2 separate regions of the Homo sapiens genome follow, and region 2 is linked to region 1. Evidence: read pairs that join two places in POLR2A ChIA-PET (ENCODE). Cell type or tissue: GM12878. All regions are shown on one strand.

Region 1 (8,000 bases):
ATTATGTTTTAATTTGAAGAATTGCCTTCAAAGAATGCTATAGAATCCAACAGTTTTATAAGCAAGATCCTTCAACTGTCAAGGAACAGATATTTCTTACGATCTATAAGCCATTTTGGAGTACTAAAACATTTGGAATGCTATTTTTAATACATTTAGTGAAGCAAAGCCATTCCCAATATCAAAATTTCACAAAATTAAAAGGACAAAGATGTAAAGAGAAAGCTATACACAATTTTGGTTAGAAACGCTAGGACTGGGCAGGAGTCCTAAGAAATAGAGTGTAACAGAACATTAGCAAATAACATTTCACATCAGTGGGAAAGGGTGATTTGTTAAAAATGGTGCTGAGATTCAGGTTCATTTTGAAATAAAATAATTTAGATGTATTCACATATACCAAGTTAAATAATCCAAATGAATAAAATTTAAGTGTAAGAGGTGAAAGTATAAAAGAACTAGAAGAAAATTTAGAAACACATTCATACCACTTTGGAGTGGGGAAGACATTTCAAACTATAGCAAAGAAGAAAACGTAAAGGGAAAAGTCTTCCTAGTAAGACTTGGGACTTTATCATTTCGGTCATATTTTTTTCTCTTCACTACTTAAAATTACATTCTTCTGCCTGGGAATATTATATTTTTCTTGTTAAAAATCATAACTTGCCTAAGTCTAGGTTTTAGTAGGCATAATCATTGCCTAGCTAAATTTCAGCTTTTCAAAGTTGAAAAATGAACCAGACGAGGAAGACTTTATGGAAAAAAAGCAGAAACAAAATTACAATGGAAAAGATTGACTAAATAAAAATGAAAGTTTCTAATACCAAAGATTAAATTAAAAGGCAAATCATAAACTATGAATGTATTTGCAACAAATATCACAGCGATAATATCCTTAATAAAATAAAACACAAATTTCCCAACAACTGAGAGTTCAATGAATTATAAATTATTTGCATAAAGAATTATTAACCATTAAAATAGTTTTCATGAGGAAATGGGCATGATTTTTTATTAAATGGAAGACTAATACAAAATCATATATCCATATAGATATATAGACATAGATATATCTCAATTCCAAATGCTTATATGCACTATATGTTCTCATTCATAATATACATCTGTATACCATATGTAAATTTATATTCATATGTTTAGACACATGCATTTATTCATTGTGGCAACAAAGCAAATATTAGTTTGCTAATATTTCGACAAAGTGATGTTGAAATTATAAATGCATTTCTTTTTATTTTATCTTTATAGATTTATCTACTTGAATTACTTTCATAATACAAAAGTATATAAACAGTTTTTTTAAAAAAAGCAATTCACTATCTGGCAACTACTCTCTCCCATGCTCCAGTGGAAGTATCTTCCCTGGGGTTCAATTTAATGTTACACCTTCAAACTTTATAGAGGGCAACATAAAAGGTACTTTGTTCAACATTTTACCTGGGTATTGCGTGATTTTGTGCTTAAAACACTGACTGCTGTGTTCCTCCAAACCACCTATGTAAGAAACTGCATGACAGATTCCTCCTAGAGCTTGGTTCCTGTGATTATTTTAACCAACAATAAAATTATATCCAAACTATTTCAGCTTTGCCTGAGCTACCAGGAAACACAAAGAGGCAAACTCAATGTCCTGTTATAAAAAAGGTTTTATTTTAACAGTCTAAAAACATGTCCTCTCTCTGTCCCTTACAGATGCTTGCTGCTCTACTCTTCTTTCTAATCCTACTTGTAACTTTTACATTAATATAGTTTTATATGGCACATCAAACCCCTTTAGGAAAAGGTGAATGTAAATTGTAAATAAAACATGACTTGGTCATTCTAAGAGGGGTAACAGAAAATGTTTCATCTGCTTTAAGTCATGTTGATGCATTACAGCATCATCTTAACTCTACTCACCTGAAAAATTTCCACATCTAAGCTCTAAAAACCTTTAAAAAGGTGGCAAATTGGAGAATAGCATAAAGCCATTAGATTCATGTAGTCTTTGTTTTTGTAGTGAGCTTATTAGTGATGGCCTTTTGGTTTAAACACTGCCTTTAAGCCTTCGATCCTGGATGCCACCAGGTAATTCATGTTTAAAGAGTCCAAAAAGAAGTATGCACAGTAAAATCATTATCTCCACAATTAATACTTCCACATTACATCAAATAAATATTGTAAAGCATTTGCCACGTGCTGAGACTTGCTGGGCAGTGGGAATAAATGGAGACTACCAAAAGCACTGGACCTGCCATGAAAGAGCACAGTATTCCTCTTCTCTCTGATCTGGCACAGGGCATGATCTTTGTTGATTTTGTTCTTCCATGTCTTACTCTCTGAACCATGATGATGACTAAATTCTGAATCTAATAGGAATCAGATTTCAGATAATTCCCTAAAGCAGTCTGCCAACATTGCAGTAAGAGCAATTAAAGGAATCAGGAAAGTAGAATGCTGCTTTCATTTCATTAGGAGGGTAATATTAATCTAATCTTTGGACAAAGTGAAAAACAACATTGGATAATTACTTTTCAGTTGAAAGATTTCACACTTAAATTTTTTAAATTCCCCCCAGTTGAATAGTTTATATCCACTACTTTCATTCCTCTCTATGCTCCCATCTCTTAAAGTAATCTGGTTTGGCTCCTCCTTCTTCACTGAACCTTCCCAAGAACCACAAATCTGCATTGTTGCTATCCTCAAAGGCCCTTTTTCTGTTTCTGTTTTGCCCTCTTTCTCCTTGCATTCCTTGTAGTTTTTAACATGTTTCATCTTGAAGTAATGCTATCAACCTCTGGGATGAGGCAGCATTTCCTGAAGCTATTCCTTCTTGTTGGTCACTTTGATGACTGCTTTTGTCAATCCTTCCCCACCTCCCCAAACACAGGCTTTTCACAAGGTTGGAACCTTTGCCCCCTCTCTCAAATATTCATACTACTTCTTCTGGAAAACTCATTGACTATTAATACTTCAATTATCATTTCTATATGTATGCCACCCAAATCTTTAGCTATCAAAGATGCAGGCCCACATCTCCAAAGACGAAGTGGTTGGTTCGCATAGACATCCCACCATTGCTTTTAACTCAATATATTTAAAATAAAATTTCTCATCTCCCCTAAACACACACTCACTCGATGACTATTTTGGTTCATAGGCCTCTCAAGCACCCAGACCTCATACCTCTGAGTCATCTCTGAAAACTGTTACTCAAACCATCAGGTTTAACTCAAATACTCATTTGAATTAGTTAGCTTGTTTTTTTGAGTGCTAAGTCTTGATTTTCTCATCTGTAAAATGGGGTTAAAGTAGAGGTCAGATGAGAAGGTCAGATCACAGGTGTGACTGTAATCAAGAACTTAGACTGCCGCATTCATACTGGATGCCATGTGCATATTAAATTGTTTCACTCAGGCCAGTACATGACATATAATACATACTCAATAAATATTTGCTGATCAAAAGAACGAATGAATAACTGATTGAGTTAATGTGACCTTTCCTTCTTTTGAATTCCTATTGCATTTACTGTCTGCTATATCATCCATTTGACTCAGATTATATACTACTCAGTCTCCTGTTAACATTTTAACTATATTTGACCTGACTTCTTGGATAGGCATTCAGATTCTTCAGATTAGACACCTAACTTACCCTTCCTTGTGTTTCTTACAGGGCCCAGCAAAGTCCTTAGACATAGCAGGCATGCACTACTATTTGACTTTATATCTCATTTATAAGTCTTAAATGTATATCAGCTAATTTTTTCCAGTAAAGGAAAGTGGTACACATTATTTTGCAAGCACATATTCTTGAGGCTTTTTAAATTTGTGACTCATACCTTGGTTCAGAAACTAACACTAAACAGTGATTTTAGTGGCATGATGAAAGAGGGTTTAGTCAGGCCTCCTCACTTTTCAGATTTGCTTCAGTTCAGCCATAAAATTCCTTCCCAGCTGTATACCAATAGCCAGGGGCATTTTTACCCCGATATAAAATGTAATCAAGCTGCTTCTAGCTATGTTAAAGTAATCTATATACTGTGGAATTACAACTACGCAGCATGCCAGAAATAAGAGAATTTTTTAAAATGTCTTACTTCACGATGGCATTTCTACACTCAAGCAAACAACTTTCCTGTCTTTCTTCCTCCTCTCTTAAAAAAAAAAACTTGCTCCTCAAGGGGAAAAAAAACAGTACCCACACACTGGCCAGCAGAGTAATTATGATGAAAGGGGAAATATGTACGTGTCAAACAGCACAGCACAGCTTGGGTTATCTGGTCTCTATGAAGAGAACTTTTCAGTTAAATGTGAGTGGGTGAAATTGCTGTGTCACCCACAAAAGTATTTTCATTACCAATTTCCTGGCAGACTTTTACTCACAGCTCTATCTTTATTACTCTGAATACTGGCACATTAAATATCCTAAGATCTAATAAAATAGAAATGAATGAATGATGGGCACTTCCCAGTCACATATGAGCCCAACAGGGTTTTGCATCTCATAAGTTACAAGTAACTCCCATGGGCCAGGCACATCAGAGACAGATTAGTATAATGGGCCTAAAGACTCAGTACATTTACCAGCTTGAGTGACTCTTTAATTTCTGTTTCTGAAATAAACTTCTCCTAGGTGTGGTTTTGACAGTTTGTGCTCCCTCAAACTCTCCTAATATAGAACTTTTAATATAGAGTGCTAATGGGGCAACCATGAAAAGTATGGATTCCTATATAATAGCCCTTTATTAGTTTTCTAGGTCAGCTTTAACGAAGTACCACAAACCGAGTGGCTCAAACAACAGAAATTTATTGTTTCACAGTTCTGGAGGCCTGAAACCTGAGATTAGGGTGTCAGCAGGATGTTCACCCCAAAGGCATCAACCTTAGAAGGATGGTTCCAGGTCTGTCTCCTAGCTTCTGGGAGTTCCTTGGATTTGGGGAGCCTAACTCCAATTTACACATGACATTCTTTCTGTGCGCATGTATCTCCATGTCCAAACTTCTCTTTGTTATAAAGATGCAATCTTCACCATAACTTGATCATCTACAAAGACCCTGTTTCCAAATAAGGTCAAATTTACAGGTACTGGGAGTTAGGACTTCAATATTTTTAGAGGGGACAGAATTCAAACCATAAGAATCCCCATTCAGTCAGTGTGGTTAATCCCAATACATGAGGGAGAGCAACAAAAGTCAACCTTAGCAACACAGATAAACAAGCAACATTGGTATTTGAAGCCACAGAAATGATAATGCCTTCCACTCTTCTGAATCATAATTCACATTTAGGTTAGATCAAATTTTGTTTTTTTTTCCTAAAAAGTAAGCAAAACTGTCTAAAATGAAGGAACGATGACTCCTAAATAATCATACAAACTAACTTTTCCCATATGAATCACCATGAGAATAAAAACTGGAGCATTATCAGCTATACATGAAGATAAATGGACATCTTATAATAATAATAAGAACAACGAAGGCTGGGCACGGTGGCTCATACCTGTAATCCCAGCACTTTGAGAGGCCAAGGCGGGCAGATCACCTGAGGTCAGGAGTTCAAGACCAGTCTGGCTAACATGGTGAAACCCTGTTTCTACTAAAAATACAAAAAATTAGCCAGGTGTGGTGGCACGCACCTGTAATCCCAGCTACTCGGGAAGGCTGAGGCAGTAGAATCACTTGAACCCAGGAGGTGGGGGTTGCAGTGAGCCGAGATTGTGCTCTTGCACTCCAGTTTCGGCAACAAGAGTGAAACTCCATCTCAAAAAAAAATTAATTAATTAAATAAAATAACAACAATGAAAACAGGGAGGGATGTCAGCAAGATGATGGATTAGGAGATTCTAGATGTCATGCCCCGCCAAAACACCAATTTTGGTAACTACCCATGGATGAGTATATCTTTGTGGGAATCACAGAGTCTAACTGATATTTCAGCACTCCAGGGGAACACAAAATCCAAGAGTGGACGCACTGAAAAGGCTAGACATAAATCCTATTAATCAGCTTTCACATTCCACCAAGAGGTTTGCCCGCAGAATGACTCACCTGAGGACCATCATAATCAGCTGACACATGCCTCCAGGACCCCACATGCCCTCCCCATGGACAGTACCCTGTGCATAGCCCACATAAAATCCCATTCATAGCACACATATCTCAACAGAAGGTGTGGATCTTAGCAGACAGCTCAACCCTGCTGATTTGAATAACCTTGAACATTGCCCTAGGAAAAATAAATGGGAGCCTCATAGCACCAGACCTGGTGTTGCAGAATCCAGAGACAGCACACAACCCCTAAAATTTCTCCTCTTATAGAGAACAAGAAGAGTAAAATTGATACATCCAGAAAAAGTCTGAGAGACTCCCAGAATCTCTAGCTGGGCTTGCTGGTGAAGGTCTTTCTCTCTTGAAGCCAGTCAGTAAAGAGTAGAGAAGACGATTACTTCTTCAAATGCAACAAGAGTAACACAAGTCTACAAGGAGCACAAAGAATCAAGGAAATATAGCAGCACCAAAGTAACAAAATAAAGCTCCAGTGGACTAACCCCAAAGAAAGGGAGATTTATAAATTCCATGATAAGTAAATCAAAATAGCCATCCTAAAGCTCAGTGAACTATGAGAGAGTGCAGAACACTAGACAAAATCAGGAAAACAATACATGAAAAGAAAATCGGAAGTTCAATAGAGACAGAGAAACCACAAAAAAAGAGCCAAACAAATTCTGGAGCCAAAGAATACAATGTCTAAAGTGAAAAAAAGAATAGAGAGCTTCAATAGAAGAATCAGTCAAGTAGAAGAAAGAACCAGCAAACACTAAGACAGATCATTTGAAATTACCCAGTCAGAGGAACAAAGATAATAACAATAATAATGAAAAGAGTGAAGAAAGCATATAGGACTTATGGGACACTGTCAAGCAGACCAATAAGCATATCATGGAAATCTCAGAAGGATCAGAGAAAAAGAAAAAGGCTAGAAGGTTATTTAAAGAAATGATGATGACCGGGTGTGGTGGTGCACACCTGTAATCCCAGCACTTTGAGAGGCTGAGCAGGGTGGATCACCTGAGGCCAGGAGTTCAAGACCAGCCTGACCAACATGGTGAAACCCTGTCTGTATTAAATACAAAAAATTACCCAGGCATGGTGGTGCATGCCTGTAATCCCAGCTACTCAGGAGGCTGAGACAGGAGAATCACTTGAACCTGGGAGGCAGAGGTTGCAATGAGCCAGGATCACATAATTGCACTCCAGCCTGGGCAACAACAATGAAACTTCATCTCAAAAAAAAAAAGAAAGAAAGAAAGAAAGAAAGAAATGATGACACAAAACTTCCCAGATCTGGAGCAGGAAATGAACATGTGGCTACATGAAACCCAAAGAACTCCAAATAGGTTGAGCATAAAGAGATCTTCATTGAGTCACATCTTAATCAAATTGTCAAAAATCAAAGTCAGAGAATTTTGAAATCAGCAAGAGAAAAGCTGCTCATCTCATCACTTACAAAGGAAGCTGCATAACATTATCAGAACATTTCTCAGGAGAAACCTTGCAGGCAGGAGAGAATGGAATGATATATTCAAAGTGTCAAAGGAAAACAATCACCAACCAAGTATATTGCATCCAGCAAGCTGTTATTCACTGGTCAAAGTAAATATAGAGTAAATTCACAGTACAATAATACTGTAATGATGGTGCAGAAATCATTTTTAGTCTAGTGTTAAGGTTAAAAAGACAGAAGTTTTAAAAAATATAGCTTCAATAACTTGTTAATGATTACATATTATAAAAAGATGTCAGTAGTGAAATCAATAACATAAAATGGGGTGAATAAAAGTTTAGAGTTTTCATATGTAATTAAAATTAAGTTGTTATAAGTTTAAAATACTGTTATAAGATGTTTTATGTAAGACTCATGATCATCACAAAGAAAAAATCTGTATTAGATGCACAAAAGATAAAGGAATAAAAGCATACCACTACAAAAAAATC
Region 2 (8,000 bases), 130 kb before region 1:
GACCCATTAAGATAGGATCCTTTATGAACAGGACACAAAATGTATTTGCCAACTTTACACTTTAGTTCATGGTATGATACCCAGTATTAACTCTGGTACCATTTCTAGCTTAACCAGTTATGAAGTTGAGACTATGATTCTAAAACACTTATGAAGTTGAGACTATGATTCTAAAACAAACCTCATCCAAGCAAATATATTATAAATTTGAATCTACAAATTAGGATAAATACAGTATAATAGTGTAAAACTACAAGTTACACACACAACAAAAAAAGTCCCCAGAATTAGCTCAAAATTTCATAGAAGGAAACTTAAATTGCCATATTTACCAGAATGTAGGTAAATATTTGCCTCCATTGTCAATTGGTGCAAATATTTAAACAGCATAGGTACCTGTTTACTTAAAAGGTTGGCGTTGATTCCCTTGTTACTATAGGAGATAGTTAAAGTTGATTTCGTGCTCTAACTAAAAGCTTTCATATCTCTACTCTTGGGAGGAGTGGATGAATTCTACTACTGAAAGCTAAGGAGTTCTCTATGTGTTCAGGCCCTATCAATATGTTTGTCTGAATCATTTCTAACAATGTTAGTAGTTACTCTAGGTAACCAGGAATTGTTTTATTTTTTGGATATTGTACACATTTACTCTGGCACATGCACCAGAATTCAAGGGAGAAAACAATATAAAATTAGCAACTAGGTGCTTTGGTATGTATCTTAAGTGGACTAGTCACTATTTCCTGGAAATTCATACTAGTTTACACTTACATTAATTGCACACTCTGTTCTGGATGCTTGGAACACCCTTTCTTTTCCCAACAATGCATTTCTGTTTACCTCCTGAAGACTCAATTTCCTTTATCTTTCCTTCAGTATTAGAGAAAACTATATGTAGACTATATATATGTTAAATGGCAAACTGCTTTGTCATTTAACAACATGTGGAGATTATCTCATATTCTATCATATTCTATTAGCATATATAGATGTATTTTTAATGTACTACAAAGTTTTCCATTACATTACATAAAACAATTTATTCAGTCCCTTATTGGCACTATTAGTAGTGTCCAGTTTGTGCAATAACGAAAAAGGCTGCAAAAGATTGTAAATTGGTGTATCTTTATGTGTGTGTCTTTGAACATATGAAATTATAGCTAGAAATTGCTGTGTTTAAAGGGCATATTTATTTTAAATTTTGGTACCAATTTCCAAATTGCTCTATCAAGGGCTTACAACAACAGAAATAGGATTTACGAATGTTTCTTTGCCCATCCCAGAGCCAACACCCTACTATCAAACTTGATTTATCTTTGTACATCTGACTAGTGAAAAGTAGCATATTATTCTTAGTTTTTTAAAAATATGAGTCATTTAGATTCATTTTCTAGACTTTCTAAGGTTTTGTGTTCTATGTTGAACTACTTCAACCCATTTTTAGAAGTTCATGCACAGTTTGATAATATGAATATTTATTAATAATCTAACCTACAATCAGAATTTTTATTTTACTTTATTATTTTCTTTCTCACACTCTGTCTGCATCTTTTGTATTTATCTTTGTTAAAGCTTCTCTTGTTTGTTTCAGCCATTCTGCCAGCCTGTGTCGTGATGCCATCATCCACTGCATTAATTCCCCTCCCAGCCTTGTGCTCGCATCCTTCCATAAGAGCAACTGTCATTTTCTTCATTCAGATTTCTGGCCTTATGTGCTGTGGCCAGAACCCATCCAGATGACATGCTGTGGCCCTCAACTGAGGCCTTGCCCATCCTGACAGAATATCCCACGTGGCCTCTTATGCCCACCTCTAAGCTCTGAAACATGCTTGGGAGAAATCTCCTGCATAGGAACCATAGACGGAGATGTTTCTGCAGTATTTAAATGACAGTTGTTTACCCCCACCTCTCACCACTCATCATGCCTTCTCCTGGTTGTTTTAGTCAGCTGTATAATCAATCCTGATGAGTCATATCTTCACTACTGAGGGAAAGGGAATGGGAGAAAAGCTGAGGGAAACAGCTTCCTGATTTAGTTTATAAATCCACTGACTAAAAGAACAGACACTCTTGGTTTGTTTTTCCACCAACTCACACTTGAATGTTACGGAGTCATCTGATTTATCAAATACATTCACATTTTTTATTTCCTTTAAAGTGGCAGCTTTACTTAATAAAAAATAAAAACTGATCATCAATTGAATAAACCTAATTCAACTCTCCTTGCCCTTTTCTTCATGACTTACTATGGTCATCTTATTTTCATCTGCAGATGATTCAAACTTATTGTAATTCCTTCATATCCTTCCAAATCTTTTCCCCGAATCTTTTTAATTTGGGAGTTCTATCTAGACACACCCAGAGAGCTGGGTCTCAGGGCCCAGGAGATGTCCAAATCCCCTCTCCAGAGGGCAAAAGTATAGGGTAGGCAGGAAATGATCTACTTCTTTAAAATCACAGCATGTCTAGACTTATGCCCAAATACATCGGTTCATGATAAAGTAGTAAGTAGGACTTTTGTGGAAAAATACATGGTAGAGAAAACAACACAGAAGCTTACATCCTTTGAAAATTGGACATTGCATAGGGTTCAGGAATTGTCTAGCCACAGGTTGTTTACATGTGGTCTGAGCATTTTCTTAATGTGATCCTGTACTTAAGTGTATATAGGTTCAGCCAGAAAAGAGAAAGATGAACATCAAATTGTTGCAATGCCAGAAGAAAATTATAGGGTGTTCCCATGTTTGAAAGATCACTAGTTTTCACCATTGGTTTGGAGCAATGAATTATCCATAAATAAAAACCTTAGAGATCTCTGACCAAAAACATATACTTTGTTTACAAAAAGTACAAGTTCAATGAGTAGCCACTCCTATCAAAAAGATTAAGTGTATTCAATTTGAAAAAAAAGTTAGAGAAAGTAAAAGCATGAAGTAGCTTTGGAAATTTTCTGCCAACATATTCTAGAGTTTTCTTTCCCATACTGACTTATTTTATAACCAAAAAAAAAAAAAAAGAAGAAGAACTTTTGTTTTTGTTTTTCCTTTGTTTCGTTTTGAGACAGGGTCTTGCTCTGTTGCCAAGGCTGAAGTGCAGTGATGTGATCACTGTAATTCCAGATTCCTGAGATAAAGTGATCCTTCCACCTCAGCCTCCCAAATAGCAAGGACTACAAGTATATGTCACCACTCTGAGCTAATACTTTTTCTTATTTGTAGAAACAAGGATCTCACTATGTTGCCTAGGCTGCTCCAACTCCCAGCCTTAAGAGATCCTCCCACCTGAGTCTCCCAAAGAACTTGGCTTACAGGCATGTGCCACCTTGCCTGGACAGAAAAAGCTTTTAATAACTAATTCTATTTAGGAAAGTCTGTAAATAATGATGGCTTTCATTTATTGATTGCTTACTCTGTGCAAGACACTATACTAAGAAGTTTACATGCATCATCTCATATGATCTTCAAAGTAACCCTGTACATTGGTCAACACTGGCCCCACAAATCTATGACAAATAGAAATTCAACACAATTGACAACTCAAAAGTTTATTTCTGACACACAAAAGTTTATTCTAATCCAGTGTGGGTCAGGTAAATTTCCAGGGTAGTCATCCTCAGATTTCACATCACTGCAATACAAAACAGCTACACATTGCACCGCAGCTTTCAAATTCTTTGGACTAGAAGTGGCACACATCACTTTTATTAACAGCCCACTGACCAGAATTACTTGTATGTCTAAATGTAACTGCAAAGGAGGTGGGAAATGTGAGGAAGCACATGGATATTTACTGAGCAGTATATTTTCTATATTCTATAGAGTAGGCATTATCTCCATTTTATAGATAAAGAAACTGAAGTGTATCTATAAATTTACAGCTACAGAGAAGCAGATCTCTAATTCAAACAATAAACTGCATCAGCTGTTCAAATATTGGAACCACCTTTGTTTTGCTGATAGTGGTAAGGCTGCCTTACTTATCTTTGCATCTTATATAATAACTAGATAGAGATCAACAAATGCATTTAATGTAGATATAATATGACTTTTTATGAACTGAATAATGTGATTATTTCTTAAACCCTCAATTATAAATAAAAGATTCTCATACTTGTTATCTCTATCATCCCAAACACAGATCTCATACTAAGTGCTCAATTAGTAAGTATGGATTGGTTGATTGACTGAAACAATTTTCAGCTTCCCATTAATACTTTCCATTTGGACTAGTTATTTGTATTTTCACCTTCTAATGGCAGAGGTAAAATATCCTAAATAAAGCCAAAGACTTTTCTGGAAAAAGAAGAGAGTTATTTATTCTAATTTTTCTAGATTTACCTGATGATTTTCAACTTGGGTAAAGAAAAAAGCACTTTAAAGTTATTGAAAGCTGACACATACCACAGAGTAGCGGAAAAGAAAACATTGTTACCAGCCAATCATTATGATTTTATATGATTTGGTTGTCTTCTTTTTAACACATTATTTTCAGTTTCTAGGACAGCCATAATTTTGCATGAGTTTATACCAGATTTCTTGCTCTGCCTTTATGTATTTTTTAAACTTTCTATTCTTTTTAATATTCTTCTATCCTCTTATTTTGTTTTTGAAAGTTTCTTCATCTCTCTTCTGGTATGTTATTTATCTTTTAAAATAATGTCCAATTTAGTATTTATATGCTATTTTGTTGAGGGTTTTTGTTGTTAACTGTTTCTTTCTTCTTGATTGTCCAGATGTTTTCACTTTACAGCTTTAACTGGACCTCCTTTTACCTCTAATATCCCTGACACTGTTCTTAGCATGACTACATACTCAAGTGATGCTTAAGTGGACTTGTAGGATGGTAGCATCAAGTCTATTTACAATCTCAGTCCTAATTTATGTTTCTTTTTTTTTTCAGCTTTCCATTATAATGGGTTTTTTGTCCTTTATTCTGTTCTTCCAAAGAGATCACACATTTTCTCTAACTTCCCGTTCTTAATTATGTAATGCGTTTAACACCCGGTTTGTGATATAACTTTACCCGTCTGTTTCTGTATAACTTCTATATAATTGTGTGTTGATGAAGAATATGTTCTTCATTTCTTTTTCAATTATGTATCTTTATATAAATTCATCTATTGATAATTAAGCATTTTGAATAAAATGAGCAGATAACCAAACCTGTTAAGCATAAGCTGTTTTGTTATTATTGTTTTTATATTCAAGAGTAATTAAAATCGAAGACATTAGTTATATCATGAGTTTCTTTTGGTCCAATGGATTACTTTCTTAAAAATTGTCAAGCTAATTACTAGGTAATTCAGCATTGACAAAATAATTGTTATAAAAATAAGTTTGGGTAGCTGTCAAGATAGCCAAATAGAAACAACTCTGATACGCAGCTCCCAGCAAGATCAATGCAGAAGGCAGGTGATTTCTGCATTTCCAACTGAGGTACCCAGCTCTTCTCATTGGGACTGGTTAAACAATGGGTACAGCCCACAGATGGCGATCCTAAACAGGGTGGGGCATCCCTCACCCAGGAAGTGCAAGGGGTCAGGGAACTCCCACCCCTAGTCAAGGGAAGCCGCGAGGAACTGTGCCTTGAGGAACTGTGCATTCTGGCCCAGAAACTAAGCTTTTCCATGGTCTTCGCAACCCGCAGACCAGGAGATTCCCTCGGTTGCCTACACTACCAGGGCCCTAGGTTTCAAGCACAAAACTGGGCGGCCATTTGGGCAGACACCAAGCTAGCTGCAGGAGATTTTTTTCATACCTCACTGGCGCCTGGAATGCCAGCGAGACAGAACCGTTCACTCCCCTGGAAAGGTGGCTGAAGCCAGGGAACTAAGTGGTCTAGCTCAGTGGATCCCACCCCTAGGGAGCCCTGCAATCTAAGATCCACTGGCTTGAAATTCTCGCTGCCAGCACAGCAGTCTGAAGTTGACCTGGGATGCTCGAGCCTGGTGGAGGGAGGAACGACTGCCATTACTGAGGCTTGAGTAGGCAGTTTTCCTCTCATAGTGTAAACAAAACCACGAGGAAGTTCATACTGGCTGGGGTCCACTGCAGCACCACAAAGCTGCTGTAGCCAGAATGCCTTTCTAGATTCCTCCTCCCTGGGCAGGGTATCTCTGAAAGAAAGGCAGCAGCCCCATTAAGGGGCTTATAGATAAAACTCCCATCTCCCTGGGACAGAGCACGTGGGGGAAGGGGTGACTGTGGGTGCAGCTTCAGCAGACTTAAACATTCCTGCCTGCTGGCTCTAAAGAGAGCAGTGGATCTCCCAGCACAGAACTGGAGCTCTGCTAAGGGACAGACTGCCTCCTCAAATGGGTCCCCGACCCCCGTGCCTCCCGACCCGGAGACACCTCCCAGCAGGGGTCAACAGACACGTCATACAGGAGAGCTCGGGCTGGCATCTGGCAGGTGCCCCTCTGAAATGAAGCTTCCAGAGGAAGGAACAGGCAGCAATCTTTGCTGTTCTGCAGCCTCCACTAGTGATACCCAGGCAAACAGGGTCTGGAGTGGATCTCCAGCTAACTCCAGCAGACCTGCTGCAGAGGGGCCTGACTGTTAGAAGGAAAGCTAACAAACAGAAAGGAATAGCATCAACATCAACAAAAAGGATGTCCACACAAAAACTCCATCCAAAGGTCACTGGCATCAAAGACCAAAGGTAGATAAATTCACAAAGATGAGGAAAAACCAGCGCAAAAAGCCTGAAAATTCCGAAGACCAGAATGCCTCTTTTCCTCCAAAGGATCACAACTCCTTGCCAGCAAGGAAACAAAACTGGGTGGAGAATGAGTTTGACAAATTGACAGAAGTATTCTTCAGAAGGGGGTAATAACAAACTCCTCCAAGCTAAGGGAACATGTTCTAACCCAATGCAAGGAAGCTAAGAACTTGAAAAAAGGTTAGACAAATTGCTAACTAAAATAACCAGTTTAGAGAAGAACATAAATGACCTGATGAAGCTGAAAAACACAGCATGAGAACTTCGTGAAGCATATACAAGTATCAATAATCAAATTGATCAAGCGGAAGAAAGGATATCAGAGATTGAAGATCAACTTAGCAAAATAAAGCATGAAGACAAGATTAAAGAAAAAAAGAATGAAAATGAATGAACAAAGCCTCCAAGAAATATGGGACTATGTGAAAAGACCAAACCTATGTTTGATTGGTGTACCTGAAAGTGATGAGGAGAGTGGAACCAAGTTGGAAAACACTCTTCAGGATATTATCCAGGAGAACTTCCCAACATAGCAAGACAGGCCAACATTCAAATTTAGGAAACACAGAGAACACCACAAAGATAATCCTAGAGAAGAGCAACCCCAAGACACATAATCATCAGACTGACCAAGGTTGAAATGAAGGAAAAAATGTTAAGGGCAGCCAGAGAGAAAGATCGGGTTACCCACCAAGGGAAGCCCATCAGACTAACAGCTGACCACTCTGCAGAAACCCTACAAGCCAGAAGAGAGTTGGGGCCAATATTCAACATTCTAAAAGAAAACAATTTTCAACCCAGAATTTCATATCCAGCCAAATTAAGTTTCATAAGTGAAGGAAAAATAAAATCCTTTACAGACAAGCAAATGCTGAGGGATTTCATTACCACCAGGCCTGCCTTACAAGAGCTCCTGAAGGAAGCACTAAACATGGAAAGGAAAAACTGGTACCAGTCACTGCAAAAATGTACCAAATTGCAAAGGCCATTGACACCATGAAGAAACTGCATCAACTAATGGGCAAAATAACCACTTAGCATCATAATGATAGGATCAAATTCACACATAACAATATTAACCTTAAATGTAAATGGGCTAAATGGCCCAATTAAAAGACACAGACTGACAAACTGTGTAAAGAGTCAAGACCCACTGGTGTGCTGTATTCAGGAGACCCATCTCATGTGCAAAGACACACATAGGCTCAAAATAAAGGGATGGAAGAATATTTACCAAGCAAATGGAAAGCAAAACAAACAAACAACAACAAGAAAAAAAA

Evidence for each region. ChIA-PET counts read pairs that join two places held together with the same protein. Peaks named below come from ENCODE experiments on the same cell type or tissue, not always from the same donor. Only the 100,000 strongest peaks of a DNase experiment are listed, where the experiment ranks them.
Region 2: POLR2A ChIA-PET joins it to region 1 with 10 read pairs; 2 of 35 experiments call an interaction of 5 or more read pairs at or near these places.

What each region holds. Positions count from the first base shown.
Region 1 is chr6:81,993,370-82,001,369 of GRCh38, forward strand. All of the region lies in intron 3 of LINC02542 (long intergenic non-protein coding RNA 2542), which reads right to left. Among named protein-coding and RNA genes, the nearest start is that of LINC02542, 100 kb to the right of the region's middle. In GM12878, no CTCF peak of the experiment used is centred here; DNase peaks (open chromatin) are centred at 3,209 and 4,302.
Region 2 is chr6:81,863,956-81,871,955 of GRCh38, forward strand. The region is part of intron 3 of LINC02542 (long intergenic non-protein coding RNA 2542); the gene reads right to left. Among named protein-coding and RNA genes, the nearest start is that of LINC01526, 54 kb to the left of the region's middle. In GM12878, no CTCF peak of the experiment used is centred here; no DNase peak of the experiment used is centred here.